Regions from separate parts of the Homo sapiens genome. Here region 2 is linked to region 1. Evidence: chromatin loops called from intact Hi-C (ENCODE). Cell type or tissue: mammary epithelial cell. All regions are shown on one strand. Links, peaks and the distances in the headings refer to the core of each region. The heading gives the core; the rest is flanking DNA.

Region 1 (8,480 bases), core at 786-5,785:
CCCAGTGCTAACTCCAGGCCTAGGCCGGAGACATTTCCACCCCTAGATTCCCTTTACAGAGGGAGGAAACAGAACAGGTCTTCTTTGACCTCCGTGAGCAGGCCGTGAGTTTGGGGCTGGCTGGAGAGAGGCCAACTGGGGGACACAGAGGATTCCTCAGGATCCATCTCCTGCCCTCCTCACACTTTTGGATCCAAACAAGGAGCTGCCAATGCTGTCACTGCCCTGGAAAAGGACTGGGGGCCATGGGCTCAGTGTGAGTAGGCTGACTCTGCTGGAAAGTGGTAAGAAACAAGGCAGCAAGGCACAGCCCTGGCATGGCCTGTAGGGACAGGGGATTTCTGGCCTGGGGAAGTTGGGAGTGGGGCTGCATGGAAGCCACTGGTCCTCTGTCCCAGAGAAGCGCAGCCCTTTGTGGAGGACCAGGTGACCTTCCCTTAGGCTCCCAGGGTCTGGCACATGATAGGTGCACAAAACTCTTGGCTGAACAAACAAATCCTACATCAGAGCCAGAAGGGACCCTAGAGCCCCTCGGGTCCAGTGCCTCCCAGCCTGAATCAGACTGCAGTGCAGGCCATGGTCAAAAGCCTTACAGCCCACTCACCCTGGCCGGGGGACCAGAGGACCAAGCCGCCCAGCCCACCTTCTCAGAGGCCTGGGAGGGCTCAGGTGAAGCCCACAACAGTAACAGACTGCTGGCCCAGCCCTCTCCTCGTACAGATGCTGAAGCTGAGGTCCAGAGAGGCCAGCCAACTAGCTCCAGGTTACAGCAGATAAGGGCCCCATTGGGTGAGAACCTAGGTTTCCTGGCTGCTAGCCCTGTGTCCTTTCCATTAGGCTCCCTGCAGTCATAGGGCTCAGGAAGGCTACTTCTGCCCAGTGGGAGGCCCTGGACCTATGCCTGGAAAGATGCCCTGTCCAGTACTCTTCTGCCTGCCTCTCCCTTTTCCCCAGAGGGCTGGCTGGCTGGGAGAGGAAACTCCCCATTGTCCATGTCTTATACCCTCCCTGCAAGGAGTGTGACAGGGAACTGACCTTGTGTCCCAGGACTGGTCCCTGTGTCTGGCTCAGGGTGGGCTACAAGAGCAGAGGTGGGGAAAGGTGATCGAGGTTGGGTGGAGCTGCCCTGGCTTCGCTGAAGGCCCTGCCCTGGCCCAGAGAGCTATAGGTACTGGCAGCCTGTGGTTGGGATCGGTTGGGAAAGACCAGCAGAGGCTTCTAGGGTCCGGCCAGGGAGGAGCCTGCAGCTGCCCAGGGAGCAAAGGAGAGGGTGGGATCTTGCTGTTGCTGGGACAGGCCATTTCTGGCATAGGGAGGAGTCCCAGGCGTTCCTAAGGTCTGGGTGAGATGGGCAACAGGAAGGCACAACCAGGTCTCCCTGGTCCTGGCTCCTGACCCACTGGGAGGGGAGGGAAGGAGGGAGTGTGAACTGTGCAGTGGGTGAGGGAAGGTGTGGATGCAAGGCCCTTGAGCCTCTCTACAGAGCTTTGCAATCCAGAGAGCAGGTGGAAGGTGTTTGCTGCTGTTTCCCTGGAATGTGCCCAGGAGGAGCTCCCCTGTGCCTTTCTTGGCTCCAAGGGTTCAAGAAAGCATTTCTGGCTTCATTTCCCACAACCCCGTGCAAAGACCAGGGACTCTTGTTGCTGCTGTGACCAAGACTGGGAGTCAGATAAGGAAACTGCTGTGCCTTTCATGACACCAAGGCTCAGGGAGAATATATGCAGGGAAGATGGAACAGGTCCTGCAGTCCTTGGCCCTTGGCCTGAGTCCACTCTCTGGACCCACTTTCAGCTTGTTCTTCTTGCCACAGAAAACACTCCACAGTCACCGCAACATCAGGTCACCGCTGCATTTGCTTCACTGTGTGCAGCCCCCAGTCTGATTCATCTTTCCCCTCCCATGGGTGGTCATGGCAGGCACTGGCTCCTGCAGATACACTTCCCATGAGGATTCTGGGGAGTGGCCTCCAAGAGGTTACCTTGTCACCTTCTAGCCCTGAATAATGGCCCAGTGTGCATTCTAATGTCTGGGTCTACACTGTTCCAGTGCAGATAGGAAAGGCGGGGGGAGCTACCCCAAAGCACGGCAAGAAGAACACAGGTATGCACCCCCAGCCTGGGCCTGCAGCATGAGTGTCACTACTCTGTGATTTCTGTGACCACAGTGACATTATTTGGACAAACCCCAAGAGACAAGTACTTGCCTGTAAAGGCTGCAAGGGATGTCGTTTGGCTGACAGGTGGGTGTGAGGAGGAGCGTGGACAGAGCACGTGGGCTGACCACTGGTCCTCAGACACATCCCACCAAACCCACACACACCATCCCACAACCAGACAGACGGATGACTGGACAGACACTGCAGGGTCTACTTACGCCAGCGGTGACGCCCTGCCAAGCAGAGGAAAACCCAGCCGTGAGTGCGCGTCCATCATGGGATAGCAGAGGGGCAGCGCACACAAGAGAGCCGGGTTAGGGTCAGAAACGAGTTATGGGAATGGGGTGGGTGAAGGAGGAAGAAAAAGAGAAAAAACACGGTCATTGAGGAAGGAACCACGGAAATTAACAGCAGAAATGGGAGCACGTTATGGCCAAGAGGGTTACTCACTGGCACCACAGCATGGTCAGCTCAGCGTGGCTGCGTTAAAAGGAAGAGGAGAAGAGGACCCTTTCCAGGCATACCAGGGGAGGAATAGGGAGGGGATGGGAGGGGACAGGAGGGAGATGGGAAACGTCCTTCGTGAAGTCTCGATTAATCAACAGTGCATCAATTCCAAAACTGATGGGTGCCCTAGTGGTGAGACCAAATGATAGCAGTCTTCCCAACGTGCAGAAAACAGAAAGTTAGTGAAGAGCATTTCTTTCATTATTCTCCATTGAACTTCCCTTTGGCCATTGCTACTACTTTTAAGAGCACACCAAGGACACACGTGACAAAGAAATGTTAACAGGAAATCCCTGTTAGCTCTTGGGCTTAGGCAGCCTTGTTTTTCTGGGTACGCATGAGCTAATGCTTGTGTTTGTAAACTTGCATGGTCATATTTTCTGCTTTGAATGATGGAATTCAATCAACCTTGCCCAGAATTAGGCGAAGAGCAGCAGCCCTGAGCCTTGGGAGTTTGACTTGAAACTCCAGGACAGGCGACCTCTGCTCCCTGGTGGCCTAGAGGAAGTACTGCATCTCCAAAAGGGCCCCAGGCTCCTCAGTTCCAGCAGAGCCCAGAGAGCCCACACTGTTCCACCCTTGGGGCTGGGGAGCCTGCCCTTTATAACCTGCATGCATATCATGGCCACAAGGGCTGGGGTCTGGAAAGGCCAAGTGCAACTGGGTTCTCTGGGACTTTTTAATCCCTCCATCCCTCTTATTACATCGGTTTTTCTGGCTTTGGAAAAAAGCATCACTGTCATTTCAAGACTTTTTGCCTTGAATTGCTAGGGGATCCTGACCCAGGGATAAGATGTTGCCGAGACTGATAATCAGCCAACACAGTGGTATTCCCAAGTAGAAAACAGTGAGGAATTATGTGTATGTGTGTAAAAAAGAAACAACAGATAGACAGACACATACACACACACACACACACACACACACACACACACGAGGGTCGGGGGAGGGAGAGACAGAGAAAAAGCAACAAGGAGGAAGACAGAAAGAGACATACAGAGAGAGGGAGACACAGAGACACGCAGAGAGAGGTCTGTCTGCATGAATGTTTGCATTGCTAGCATTTTTCATCCACAAATGATTTTCAGCCAACTCTTTCTTTACCAACCCTCAAATTCCCCAGCCATAGCTAATGGGTGAATTCCAGGAACCAAGGATGTCTTAAATGCCACTGCCTTGAGGCCGGGCTTCCTAGGGCAAAAAGAAGGGGATTGCTCCCATCTGTGGGACTGATTGCCAGCAGTAGTGTGGATGGTTGGTCGCAGACCCCTTCCCAAACCAGAAACCCAGCCAGTGTATTTGAATCAATTCTCATTGCTGGAAGAACCTGGTAACTTCCCCCTCCTTAAAGGACAGCTTCGCTGTGAGAGGCCTGGGGGCCTCCAGAATGGTCCCCTTGTTAAGAGGACTGTAGAAGTCTCTTCTTCCAGCCTCCTCATAGAGCCTGGGAAAATGCAGAGGCTGTGAAAAGCACTTTGAGGAGCCACCATTTTCTGCATTTCTCCACCCTTCTCCTAAAGCTGACCATGGAGAGGGTCTGAAGAGAGGATACCCACGTTCCAGAAGGCCCTGGTGAAGGCTGGCTCCCCTCCAAGGGCCATGCCTCCAGGAGGTCCAACGTGAGGGAAGAAAGCTGGTCCCGATGGTGCCCAATGGCCCATACCCCTCGGGCTCTGGAGGCACTGAGTGGCGGTGGAGGAGGGAGGCGCTTACCCACTGAAGTCACTGCCTTGGGCTTGGGCCTGCCCAGCGATGGCATCCATGATGGCATCCTGGGAATACATGCTGATGGGCGTGTTGTACTGCGCATGGATGATGGTGGCCTTGCCGCCCAGCCCCTTCACCTCGATGGGCTTGTGGGTGGACAGGGCCGAGTCCTTCAGGGCACTGGGGTTGAAGCGTTCCTGGTAGTCGGCGCTGGGGGAGGGGTGCGGGAGTACGGGCAGGGAGAGGGAGGAGAAAAGGGCAACAGGTGGCGGTTACATGGGTGGCCAAGGCAAGGGCTGGGCGCGGTGGGTGTCGAGAGAGATCTCCCAGAGCCGAGGCCCTGAACCCCCATAGGCTACACAAGTCTCCAGATGGTGGGTGGTCTGGGTGTATTCAAGAAAATCCTTGGCACCCTCCCCCAAAGCCCAGTGCAGCAGAAGGTTTTCTTTTTTCTTTCTTTTTTTTTTTTTTTGATACAGGGTCTCGCTTTGTCGCCCATGGTGGAGTGCAGTGGTGTGATCTCCACTCACTCCAGTCTCAACCTCTTGGGCTCAAGTGATCCTCTCACCTCAGCCTCCTGAGGTAGCTAGGACCACAGGCATATGCCACTATTTTTTTTTTTTCTGTAAAGACAGAGTCTCACGATGTTGCCCAGGTTGGTCTTGAACTCCTGACCTCAAGCTGATCCTTCTGCCTTGGCATCTCACAGTGTTGGGATTACAGGCATGAGCCACCACTCCTGGCCATAGAAGGGTTTCCTTGCCCATCTTGGCTTTCCCAGCTCCCCTGCAGTGCCTGGCTCAGCCTGAGCTCCCTCCCAGGGTCTGCAGGGGCTGCCAGGCACAGAGAGATCTCCCACTACACACAGCAGGGGAAGCGCAGGCATGGGGCTGGGGGTAGGGGTCGGGAGCAGCAGCCCAAGCTGAGTCCAGAATGCCCCAAAGGTGAAAAGCGGCTCCACTGGCACCCGCAGGGATTCTGAGCAAGGTTTCTCCGTGAAGGGGCTCTTCCTGCAGGCCACCCCCTTGGTGGCCCAGGGCTCTGATCTTCCAGACGCTTCAGGGAATGTGCTTCTTCCTCAGAGCAGGGCTCCAGCTGCCCAGGCCCCCTCAAGTCCAGTTTGCTGAGTAGCTGGCCATCCTCTACCCACAGGAGGCTCTTCCCTCCAATGGATAGGTGCGCTCCCCGGGCAGACAAGATCCAGTGCAGCCCTTCTGAGGGGTCGCCAGGACAGAAAGGTCTTCAGGCTCACACAGGCCCAGCAGCAGCACAGCCTGTGTCCCCCTCCCCCTGCGCCCGCCACCGTCACCAACCCCAGGCACATCTTAAGCAGCTGCTGCAGCAGGAAATTGGGAATGAAATTAGAACCATCGGATGGAGCCCCCACTCCCACCCCCAAATGCTTCTACTCCAGCTTCACACATGCAGGCTCACCCAGGGGTACAAGTGTACCCCACTCATACATATGCACATACATGTACACATGCCAGCAGGCACACTCTATCCACGCCAGACACACGCAGACACATGCTGGGGCTGGCACGCAAGCGCACACACATGCTGTCCTTTGATACTAACTTGGCTGGAGAGTTGACTACCACCTGGGGAGGAAAAGGGCAAAGAAGACAGGGTGGTCAGAGAGAGGCTCCACCAGGGGCAGTTTGAGCGCCGGGGCCATCATCAGCCTGGTCATTGTGGAGGCAGAACCAGCCCAAACCGCAATGGGTGAGGAGAGCAAGGAGTGAGGAGGGAGAACTCAGAGCCGGGAATCACAGCTACTGGGACCCTCGGTTTGGTTCAGAGACTGACACAGCAATGTTTCCCTCTTGAGGGGTCCCCAGTGCCCTCTGCTTTGCCAGAAGAAGGGTTTTCTTGTCTATCTTCAGGGGCACTCGTACCGCATACATGAATCCCCCACATACAAACCTGGCTATAGACCCCAGAGTGGAAGCTAGGGGTGGAGACAGGACCAGCTGTGGCTGCTATGGAAAAGGCTGAGGCCCAGGGGCCTCCCTGCCTGTCAGCAGCTCCGGACTAAGAGTCTGTTTTGTGGGGGCAGCTCTGGAATTCTGTCCTGAGCAGGCATTGCAGTGGTAAGGAGGCAGGGTGTGCGCGGGGTTTCCTATGCCCCCCCAAACCTGACCTCCTCTCCCTCCCAGAAGAGACGCAGGCAGCTCTGGCTGCTCCTCTTGGGGTATAGGGGAGTGGGGTGCACAGTCACCAGGGGCCACTCCTAAAGGCCCCTTGGGCCAGCAATGAGGCAGGATGGAGGAGCGAGCAGGCGCAGGGAGAAGTGTGAGCTCAACAGCCGAGGCAGCACAGTGAGAGGCCCCTTCCTCTCACTCTGACCTGAGAGTGAGCCTCCCAGAGCATGGTCTCTGTAGGGAAAGCAGTGTCTGTCCTGTGTTTCTTTAAATGCAAATTCCCTGCAGTGGCAGACCCTGTGGCCAGCAGCCCTGTCGGGGGCCTGTGAGGGAGACAGTGTGGAAGGTGGGGGGCTCTGTCCCCAAACTCTGCCACCTTCTTGAATCTGCCCAGTGTGGGCTGTAGCTGGGGGAGCTTGGGCCCCGGCCAGCCTGGCCCTGGTCATTTGCAGCCAAACCCTGGGAAGCCAGGCTCAAGTCAGTGGTCCCCGGTCCCAGGGAGCAGCACAGTGGCCCTGCTCTGCCCCAGGCCCGCCACTGCCTCAGAACTGATAAAATTCCCTCTATCCTCCCAGGCTCAAAATAGCTGCAAGTGGAGCTATATTAGGAAAGGGCCAGCACGGAGCTCCATTCCTTCTCCATTTTTGGCCAGTGCTGACAGCTGCAGGGTCATCTCTTGCCCTGACCAGCCCAGGGCCCCCTGCAGAGGGCAGTGTTGGCCTGGCGGGGTGGGGGCTGCCTCTGCCCTCCCTTGGCAGCCTGCTCCTTCTTTGACATTTATTCCTGCCTCCTGCTCAGCTTCTCCCACCCAGGACCTGGGGCCGGGATGGTGGCAGCAGACACATCTGAGAGGAGCCAGTGCCTGGGTCTTGGGGAAGATGAGCCAAAGATGTAAGACCTGCCCAGGGGCCCTTGCACTGAGTGGCCTGAGGGGCACTGCCCTTCAGTGCCAGCCTCAGAAGGGAGGAGAAGAAGGGGGCTGCTGGGATGCCTATGCCCGTCTGCCCTTGCACCACATCTGTTTCTCTCTCCTCCTTCCAAGAGGATACGAGGTGCCAAAGAATTGCACTGCAAGTTGCCCAGAGGAGAGAGTAGCGGAAGGGGCTTCTTTTTGGAGCCAGACAGGACAGAGTTCAAGTTGTGACCCTGCCTCTTCCTAGCACTGTGACTCCGGGCAAATTACCCACCCGTCCCAGCCTGTTTCCTAATTCTAATTCTTGAGATGGTAGTGCCTACCCCGCAGGTGGGTTGTGCAGACTGAACGGGTCATGAGTCTAAGGTGCTCAGCATGGGAGAAGTGTGCCATGGATAAGCACGGGGATTAGCCCTTGCTGACCCTGTTGCTGACCCACTTAGCATAGGTGGTGGCCTCAGCCCAGCAGAGGTTGCCCTAGGCCAGCCCAGGTCAGAGGCTCCAGCCCTTCCTGCCGGCATTGCCTGAGACAGCAGCATCAGCTTTTACTTTGGATGAAGCACCCACTGCACATCCTCCCCTAGCCCACCATCCCTTGGAGGAAACGTCAGACTCTGCTGCTCTGAGCACCAAGAAATAATTTACACATTCATCAGGGTCTGGGCAGCCCCTGCACCGACAGCAGAGTACCTTAGGCACTATGGGAAGCAGAGGTGGGCCTGGCCCCTCACTTCCCTGAGCAGGCAGCAAGTCCCTGTCTCAATGCAAAGTGGAGTCAGGCAGACCTGCATGCCAGTTCTGTCTGCCACTTACTAGCTGTGTGACCTTGGGCAAATTACTTGCTCTCTCTGAGCGTCTATTTTCCAGCTATAAAATGGGGAAAATCATGCCCACCTCTGGAGTTGCAGAGAGAGTTGTTTTAGAGAGTGTTGCTGAGAGATAAGGCATGTGGACTGTTAGCTGGTCCATAGCCAGAGTGCATGGTCAGTATGGGGAGACATTATCATCATTGCAGGTGGGTCTCCTGGGAGTCCCAGGCCACCAGAGGCTGACC
Region 2 (8,480 bases), core at 2,106-7,105, 270 kb before region 1:
CCCTGACTGGCCTGAGCTGCTTCCAGACCCTTCATGCCTGCCCATGGCAGTGCTTGGGGATGTGGAGACCAGCAGCCCCCTGCTCCGTTCTGCCTCCTCAGTGGATGCCCATGGCCAGACAACAGATACAGCCTGGCTCCGCTGTGTCTGACTGGGCTCCCAGCCTCCTGGGCTGCCCTTGAATCCACTGCAGAGGCTGGATGGGGAGGCGGTGTGGACAGGGCAGTGTCTGAAGTCACATGTGGACGGACTCAAGCTCTGGCTCCAACACCCAGGCCTGAAGGCCTGGGGCAAGGCACTGAGATGCTTTGAGCCCAAACCATCTGAGTATCAAAGGGGAAGCCAGGATCCCCAGGGAACCCTGGTCTGAACAAGCCCGCCCGGCATGCAAGGCTTTAAAACAACCCAGGACACGCTGGCCAGTGGCCTACATGATGGGTGGTTTGCGTCGTGCCCGGCAGGCTTGTTCAGAGTGGGCTGGGCAAACAGCCTTTCATGTAGGCCACTGGCCAGCAAGCCCTGGGTTGTTTTGAAACTTTGGGTTGGGGGCAATCCACTGTAAGCACCTTGGGGTCCATGCAGCCATAGCAGGGCTGGGGAGCCACCTGGGCTTCTGCCCAGTCCTGTGCGTCTCAGCAAAACCTGGATCTACAGCTCCAACCTGAGAGGTTTATTCTGAGGATTAAATAAGGTGAAGTGCTCAGAACAGTGCCCAGTCAACGCCTGTGAGGACCTCAGCAGCTGTTGCTTTTTACTATTTTTCTGTCAAGGTGCGGCTTCGTGCGTCTCTGCTGTTGTGTTTTTGGTGGCAACTGGCAGGCTTCTGGGTGCAGGAGGGGTGCAAGGGGTACCCAGCTCCAGGTCCAGCGGGGAGCATGAGACTGGCTGGGGCCAGGTGGGAGGCGCCGCAGGGTCCACCTTCTGTCTCTCCTGTGGGATGCCCTTCATCCTCACTAGGTTTAGACTTCTCCATCTTTGAAAGTCACCATCTGCCCCAGGGAGGATGTTAGGTGGCCCTGTTCCTCTTGCGACACTGGAGCCCAGAACTCACATGGAGGGAAGACCCAGGAGCCTATCTTCACCTCCTGCTGACAGTGGGTTCCTCAGGGACTCAGAGCAGGCAGGCGGGGGCTACCTTGAGGCTGAGCTAAGCTATCCCCGTGGATGGGACTGTGAGTCCTGTCGAATGTCTTGGGGAGCCGAAGGCAGTGCTGCCTCCTCCATGTTAAAGGCAATGGGTGGGTTGGGGGTGTTCCTGAAGGCTCACGCAGGTCCCATGAATGCCCTGTGTGTGTCCCTATAGGATACCTGGTCCTATCAACAGGCTGAACCCGTTCCTGTTCCTGGGAGGACCTGGGGACCCCTCCTCAAGCTACACAGCACCCAGAGGAAGCATGGCAGGAGTGGGCTCAAGTTTTATTTGGAATCATTTAAAAAAAAAATTCACAGCAGCATAAGTGGGGTCAGAAGGACCAGAGGGTGGGTGGGGCCGAGGGAGGGCAGTGAGGTTGGTGCAGCAGCACAGGTGGACAGGCCAAGGGTGGCCAGGGAGACGAGGGCAGGAGCGTGGGCAGCCGCATGTCACTCAAGGCGGGCACTCCTTGTGCTAGGAGGGGATGGTGTCCAAGGCAGAGGAGCGCTCTTCAGGTCATCCACGCTGGCCTGTAGCCCTCTAGTCTCCCCCACTCTGGGCCTGGGAGAGAGAATGACCTGCACACCCAGCTCCAGGCCCCAGCCTTAATGGGCCACCCTGAGTGGGCTGAGAAAAGTTGTCTTCTGTGCCCCATGCCTGAGGGGTCATCCGTGGGGGGACCTCCCACTCAGGTTCAGGGTTAGCCCTGTACACAGTCCCTGTAGGGGCTGTGGAAGGTCAGGAGGCCCCTCTGGGCCCTGGGAGCCCAGGAGGGAAGCAGTGCGTCTGTGGGGGATGGGGTCCCTACCAAGGAACCCCCCATGGTGCACCCCAGGAGCCCAGCTCCTACCTCCTCTGCCACTTCCTCTTTCTCTTTGGATGCCTCACCCTCCTGTTGGGGGGCAGATGGCCTCAAGTCCTCCTGTAGGGGACAAAAGGGGGCATGAGACCATGTGGAGAATGCAGAGACCCCTAGCTGCCCTGCAACCAGGGCCTTGTCTACCCTGGCCTCAAGGAGGAGCAGAGGCCCCTCGTGGCCTTGTTGTACTTGGAGGGGCTGGAGGTATTGGGGGCGTGCAATTCAGACAATACCCGGGGCTCTGATGATGCCGAGGCCTTCCAGGGGCACCAAGTACCCTGGAGCCCAGCTTCACCCCTCAAGCTGGTCCCCAGTCTCTGGGAAGCCCCTAGTTGGGCTTCACTGATGAGGAACCTGGGTGGGGTAGGGTGGAGTGGGGGTTAGAGTGGGCAGAGGCCCCTGAAGCCCCAGGTCTGACCCCACCCTCAGTAGCCCTACAAGGAAGACTGATTGGGGTTCACATAGGGACTCTGAGGCCAGGGAGGCTTGGCATGCAGCTCAGGGCCTTCGAGCTCAAAGTGGTGGGGTGTGTTGGCATCAGATCAGGCTTGCTTCAGGCCCACTTCAGTCCACAGGAGCATGGCTCCCTCTCTTTGCCTCCTGGACAGGCTCTGGGCTCAGGCTGGTCAGGGCCAGCAGAGGTTACACAGTCCTCTCTCACTTCCCATCTTCTATCTCCTGCACTCCATGCCGGCCAGACACTTGCGTGAGATATCATGACAGCTGGGTGTGTAGGACCACACTGGTGATTGCCCTGCACTCTGGCCTCAGCACCTGCCTCTGGCGGGGGACGGGGGGGAGGCGGGGATACTGTCACCTCTGTGTTGCCCCAGGGCCATCCTGCCCCTTGGCGGAGTGGGGCATAAAAGGGCAGTGCTGTGCTGGCGGGAGTCGGCCAGGCTATCCAGGGGCAGGGCAGGTGGCCACCTGCTGAGTCCTGCTGCCCTAAGGCTGATGATGAGGCCAGGGGTATGAGTGGTCAGATAGTCCCTGCTGAGGCCTTTCACAGTTCACTGGGAGATGAGTCGTGACTGGTTTTGGGGTGTCACCAGGAAATGAGTCTCCCTCGAGGTGGCTCCAAGGGCTCACTAGCCCTGCTCCGGGATTCACAAGGAATGCCCGGGCACCCTCACCCCAGGGCCTCTTTTGCTGGGGGTGAGGAGGGAGGAGCCCCCTGGGGCTCTATGTGTTCTGCCTGGGACACATGATGATGATGATGATGATGGTCACCTTCCTCTGCTGGGTGCTCACATAGACCAGGAGAATTGCTTCATGGAGGTCATGGCCCTGCCTCATCACACAGCCCAGGGAGGCCGACACTCTCACCCCCATCTTGCAGATGAGAACACGGAGGCCCAGAGAGGTTCCTTTGCTTCTCAAGGTCATACGACGAGAAAGGGGAACTAGGAGAGGGAGCGGCTGCCAGCTCCAAGGACATGGAGACCCTGTGCTGGCCCTGGAAGCAGACACCTGGGCATCGCCCCAGAGCCAAGAGGAGTAGGGCAGCCCCCACCCTTCCACCCACCCACTCCTAACGCAGGGATTCTCAGTGCTCAGAGCCTCAGACTCCACCACCTAGGAGGCCTGGAGCAGGTAGGAGAGCTGGACACTGCTCCCCCGCCCCACCCCCAGGTAGGAATCCTAGCCCAGGCCACCACTTACACTGCCACAGGGTCTCTCAGAGTACAGGCTGCTCAGGGGAATTCCAAGCTCACATGAACTAGCCATGGGACCTTGGGCACATTAATCTCTCTGGGCCTTAGTTTCCACACCGTCTCATGGATTTTGTGTCTATTAAATGAACTAATAAGCGTACAATGCGTAAAGCAGAGCTTGCTGTGTCACAGGTGCTGGGACAGCTCACCCAGCCAACACCCGTCCCTGGGGTGCGCCCCACTGCTCCTGTGCTGTCTGCTATTGGGCCGCACACGCATGTGTACATTCACACGCATGTACACCCACACATTCTCACAAATGCACCCACATGCTCACTCAACACACGTGCACACACACACAAAGGCAGCTGCAGAGGGTAGGGTCAGAAGCAGCACTGCTTTCTTACCACTAGGGGACGCTACTTCCCTGAGGCTCCCAGCAGGAGGCAGCTGCCCCGCCCAGCCCAGGGAGGGAGGCTAGGCCCTGGGGGCGGGGCTGGTGCTACTCAGCCCCCGGCCTGGTGACCACTGCCCGGGAGGCTGCCTGTCACCGTGTGGGATCCTGTTTTCACTTATAAAATGGGGTGTCTCCTAAGTGCTGAGAGCCGTCCGGAAGATGTGGTTTTGAGCCTCACTTTCCTTGTCTATGAGATGGGCTCCCAAGTCCCCCGAAGGGGTGGTTGTGGTGATTCCAGACCCGAATGCAGGTCGAACAGCAAGCATGGACCCCACCCCATGCCGGCGCTCAGTGGGTACTGAAACTGAAGCCAGCCGCAGCCCCCCGTGTTGTTTCCTGGGGTGTGGAGTGGAGTGATGCCGCCTCCGCCCAGCAGCCTTTCTGGGCCCAGGAGAGGACTGGGCAGGTCTGAGGGCCGGGGCTCACCTTGCGCACCACCCCGGAGGTGACCGCGATGTTCTCCGCCTCCTCCACGGTCTTGGTGGCCACAGTGTTGACGCTGCTCACCACAGCCTCGCTCACGGCGTTGGCCTGCTCCTTGGTCTTCTCGGCCACTATGGGAGGACACTGGCTGGCCTCCACCCCAGCCCCAGCCCCAAGGCAGGCCTGCTGGAGTCAGGCTCGCAGCCCCTTCCCAGGAGCTCAGAGCCCTGGCCCTGCTGGGACCCTCCCCTGCTCCCTCTGACTCCAGGGCACCTCTGATGCTGGTGGGGGTAAGGAGACGCCCACCCTAGTTTAGCCTCATGGTCTGCAGGGGTCTGTAGGGCTTGGGACCCCAGTTGGGGGTAAGGCAGGACTCTAGGTTTGAGCCCCAGCACTAGGATGCAGGAGCCCCAGGGGTCCTATCCCCCATGTGTCCCCTGGCCCTGGGGCTTCTCACCTGAGGTCACGCTCTGTACAACATTCTCCTTGGTCTTGGCTCCTGGGGAGGAAATGGAGCTGTCAGCCCAGACCTCCCTCGAGGTGTTGGGGGCGGTCAGGACAAACACAACAGAACAGCTGGACAAACTGTGGGGTCGGTGGGGGGGTAAGGATGGTGTCTGGGGGCCGGCGGCCCCTTCAGAGGGCCTCTTCCTGCTGTGTCTGGAAGAAGTGGATGGATGGGAAGGGGACAGGACAGAATGTGGGGGACAAGAGAGAGCAGGCCTGAGGTAGGGACACTGGCTAGACCCAGGGTCCAGCCCCTGCCCGGGTGTGGCCGGGCCTCAGAAGCAGCAACAGGACAGGATGGGCCAGAGCTGAGTCATTGGCTTGACCTCCCCTTCCTCCTCTGGAGAGTGCCAGGAGAGGATGCGGGGGAGGGAACACTGAGCCTAGGTTTCATCCCCCAGCCTGCCCCTTCTCTCTGGGGAGGGAGGGGATCCGTGACCTGGCTGTAGCCGCTCCCGTGTGGAGAGGGTGGGGGCCACCTGAGCACAGGCTGCTCATGGCTTCAGGGGCTCCAGGCTCAGGGGAGGCTGGTATGCTTGGGAATGTGTGTGTGCGTGCACAGACAGGTAGCCAGCCCTGTCTGCGGTCTCTGACACCCAGAGGCCCCGAGGAGGCCAAAGACAAACACACATAGGTGTGCACAGGGCATTGTGGGTGCTCCAGGGTCTGGAGACCCCACCTTGATAGCCAGGGCCTCGCCCCCTCCCAAAATGCCTCCCTGGGGCTGGGGAGTAAGGTCTGGCGAAGGTAACTGGGCACTCACCCTTTGGCCACCACACTGTCCCACCCTGCCATGCCCCACTTACCCACATACATGACCCCCTCCTTGGTCTTCTCAGCTGCTTCCGTCACCCCCTGCTTGGTCTTTTCCACCGCACCCACCACGCCCTCCTTGGCGATGGAGAAGCCCTTCTTGAAGACATCCATGGTGGGTGTGCAGGGTTGTGCTGCTGCAGGCAGGACGGAGCTGGATCTCCCTGCGAGCTGCGGGCTTGAGCTGGCTCGAGTGCTGCCGCAGCGGCTGTCCCCGATGCCTCCTATTGACGCCGATGAAATATTGATGCGGAGGCCAGCTGGAGCCCAGCCAGCCCTGCGTGCAGTGGGGGCGGGGAGGGAGGGAGGGAGGGAAGGAGGTTCAGCCTCACCTTCCTCCAGGATAGGAAGGCAGAGACCAGGCTCCCTGGGCTCCTGCTGGCTCAGCCCAGCTCTCCTGCCCCGTGCCCTCCATGGGCTGGAGGGGGCTGGCCACCTCCCAACCTGTCCCTCATTCATTTACTGCCCTGCCCACCCATGGGGGCAGCCCTGGCTGGGTGCTCTTGGCCCCAGGGGTGCTGTGTCTATGCTGCACCTGGACAGACAGGCACAGAGAGGGGAGGCGCCTTGGCCATTGTCCCCAGCTTCCTAGGTAGGGGTCAGGGCCACATAGGCCTGTTAGGTGAGAGCAGCCAACCTCCCGCGGCCTGGGCTGTGCAGCTACCCACCAGCATCCTGGATGCCGCTGGACCCTGGGCTGCCATGAAACCGGTTGGAGGATCTGAGGTGGGTGGGGGTGGGGAAATGAAGGACTTCCTCATGCCTTGGCCTCTGGCTGCATGCTGTGTGACCCCAGAATAGTCCCTTCCCTTCTTTGAGCCGCCCAGTGCTGAAGGTGCTGAGGAGGCATGAATTGCCCCCCATTTCCTGGCCAGCAGTGTGGATGGGCAGCAGGTCCCCTGAGATGGACCTGACCACTTCCTGTGGCCCCACCTCGAAGTCCACGCTCTTTTCATGGCTCCCAGGGAGCAGGTTCCCATAAGGATGCATTTGGTGGGGCCACCCCATGTCTACCACATTCCCAGAGTCCCTGAGCCAAGTCCTCAGGGACAGGAACTGGCTTGTGTGGTTGGCGGCCCCTGTGGGGCCAGCCAGGGTAGTTGGGGGGCAGGACAAGACCCACCGGGTAGGCCGGCCCAGGCCACTTCCTCTCTTTGTTGTCCTCGTATTTTCTTTTCCTCCTGAGATTTAACTTGAAGACAACGTCACTAGCAGTTTCTGGAGCTACTTGCCAAGGCTGAGTGTGAGCTGAGCCTGCCCCACCACCAAGATGATCCTGAGCTTGCTGTTCAGCCTTGGGGGCCCCCTGGGCTGGGGGCTGCTGGGGGCATGGGCCCAGGCTTCCAGTACTAGCCTCTCTGATCTGCAGAGCTCCAGGACACCTGGGGTCTGGAAGGCAGAGGCTGAGGACACCGGCAAGGACCCCGTAGGACGGTAAGAGGGCCTGGACCTTGGCAGAGGTCATGGAGTAGGATCTGAGTCCCAGCTCAGCTAGAGCAGAGCCTCTCTAGACCTCACTGGGGTCCCATCTGTGAAATGGGCTAATAGTATCTATCTCTGGGCCATCTGTGAGGCTGAAAAAGTAGTCTGGACTGGGTGTTTCAGGATCCACCTAAGAATTGCAGGGAGTTCCCTGTCGGAGCCATGGCAGGGAATGGGGCTTGGGGGGCTGGCAGGGAGGCACAGCTCCTACCATCAATCACCCAGCATGGGGCACTGGGGGACTGTGGCTGAAGCCATTGCCAGCTGGCCTGGCTATGCCTCCTGTTCTTCCAAAGAAATCAATTCTGAAAGCTGAGACCCAGCAAGGCTGCCCTGAGATTTTGATCTGAGTTCCCTGGGGACCTGACTCTGACTGCCCAGCAGTGAGCAGAGACGGCCCCCTGCTCTCCAGAGCACAGTCCAGGGCGCTCTGCCTCAGCGACCCAGCAAGTGGGCAGGATGGTCTTGCAACTGGACCCAGAACATAGCTTTCCAACATTCTATGTGTACAGAGCCAGGGCCCATCCTGCTGATGAGGTGTTGGGCCTGTAAGTCCCCCCTCATCTCCAACTGCCCCTCAGTCAGAGCAGCAGGTGCTGTTTACGGGGCCCCCAGTCTCAGGGCCAGGCACCTTGCCACGTGTATCTCAGTTCATCCCTCCAACAGCCCCACTTACAGAGGAGGAGCCTGAGGCTCAGAGAGGCTGAGGGGCTTGCCCAAGGCCACACAGCTAAGGAGCAGGATCTGAGTTTGACTTCAGAGCTCATAGTGAACTCTCTGCAGCACTTGGAGCCAGCCCCAGCCCCCAGATGCTCCTACCTCCACCCTCCTGCCCCCACACACCAGACCTGTTTGGCTAAGGGCATCTACATGGATTTAGGGAGTGAGGGGGGGGCCAACTTACACTTCTGTGCGGTGTATGAGAGCCACCATCGCAGAGCGGACCTGCCTGGGATAGGTCTCATTTGGCTTCTGAGTTGCAGGTTTGTTGGGTGCTTTCCTGAAAACAGATTTGACCAGGGAGGGGCAAGAGGCCCCTTAGTGAGGGTCTGGTGGCAGTGGCGTGGGGAACAGTGGCTGAGCAGTTGGCCATGGAGAAACCTCATTCCCGCCTGCCCCCAACTCTGCTCAGGGCTGGGAGGTGCAGGTGAT

The links. Peaks named below come from ENCODE experiments on the same cell type or tissue, not always from the same donor. Only the 100,000 strongest peaks of a DNase experiment are listed, where the experiment ranks them.
Region 2: it touches region 1 in a loop (11-fold over the local background); 21 of 110 quality-filtered maps call a loop at or near these places.

The regions. Positions count from the first base shown.
Region 1 is chr10:86,683,168-86,691,647 of GRCh38, reverse strand. The region is part of intron 5 of LDB3 (LIM domain binding 3); the gene reads right to left. Among named protein-coding and RNA genes, the nearest start is that of LDB3, 19 kb to the right of the region's middle. RefSeq lists enhancers at 3,955-4,492, 2,079-7,576. In mammary epithelial cell, for the core only: a CTCF peak has its summit at 3,152 (motif pointing left); no DNase peak of the experiment used is centred there.
Region 2 is chr10:86,956,178-86,964,657 of GRCh38, reverse strand. It overlaps MMRN2 (multimerin 2), which reads left to right and starts at 7,043. Exons shown (of 7, transcript NM_024756.3): 1 at 7,043-7,280. The coding sequence starts at 7,117. It overlaps SNCG (synuclein gamma), which reads right to left and starts at 6,059. Exons shown (of 5, transcript NM_003087.3): 1 at 5,840-6,059; 2 at 4,984-5,025; 3 at 4,530-4,657; 4 at 1,983-2,054; 5 at 1,400-1,693. The coding sequence starts at 5,960. The coding sequence ends at 1,673. RefSeq lists enhancers at 2,169-2,768, 3,369-3,969, 5,170-5,769. In mammary epithelial cell, for the core only: a CTCF peak has its summit at 4,046 (motif pointing right); DNase peaks (open chromatin) are centred at 3,007 and 5,487; H3K4me3 peaks cover 858 bases; H3K27ac peaks cover 2,025 bases.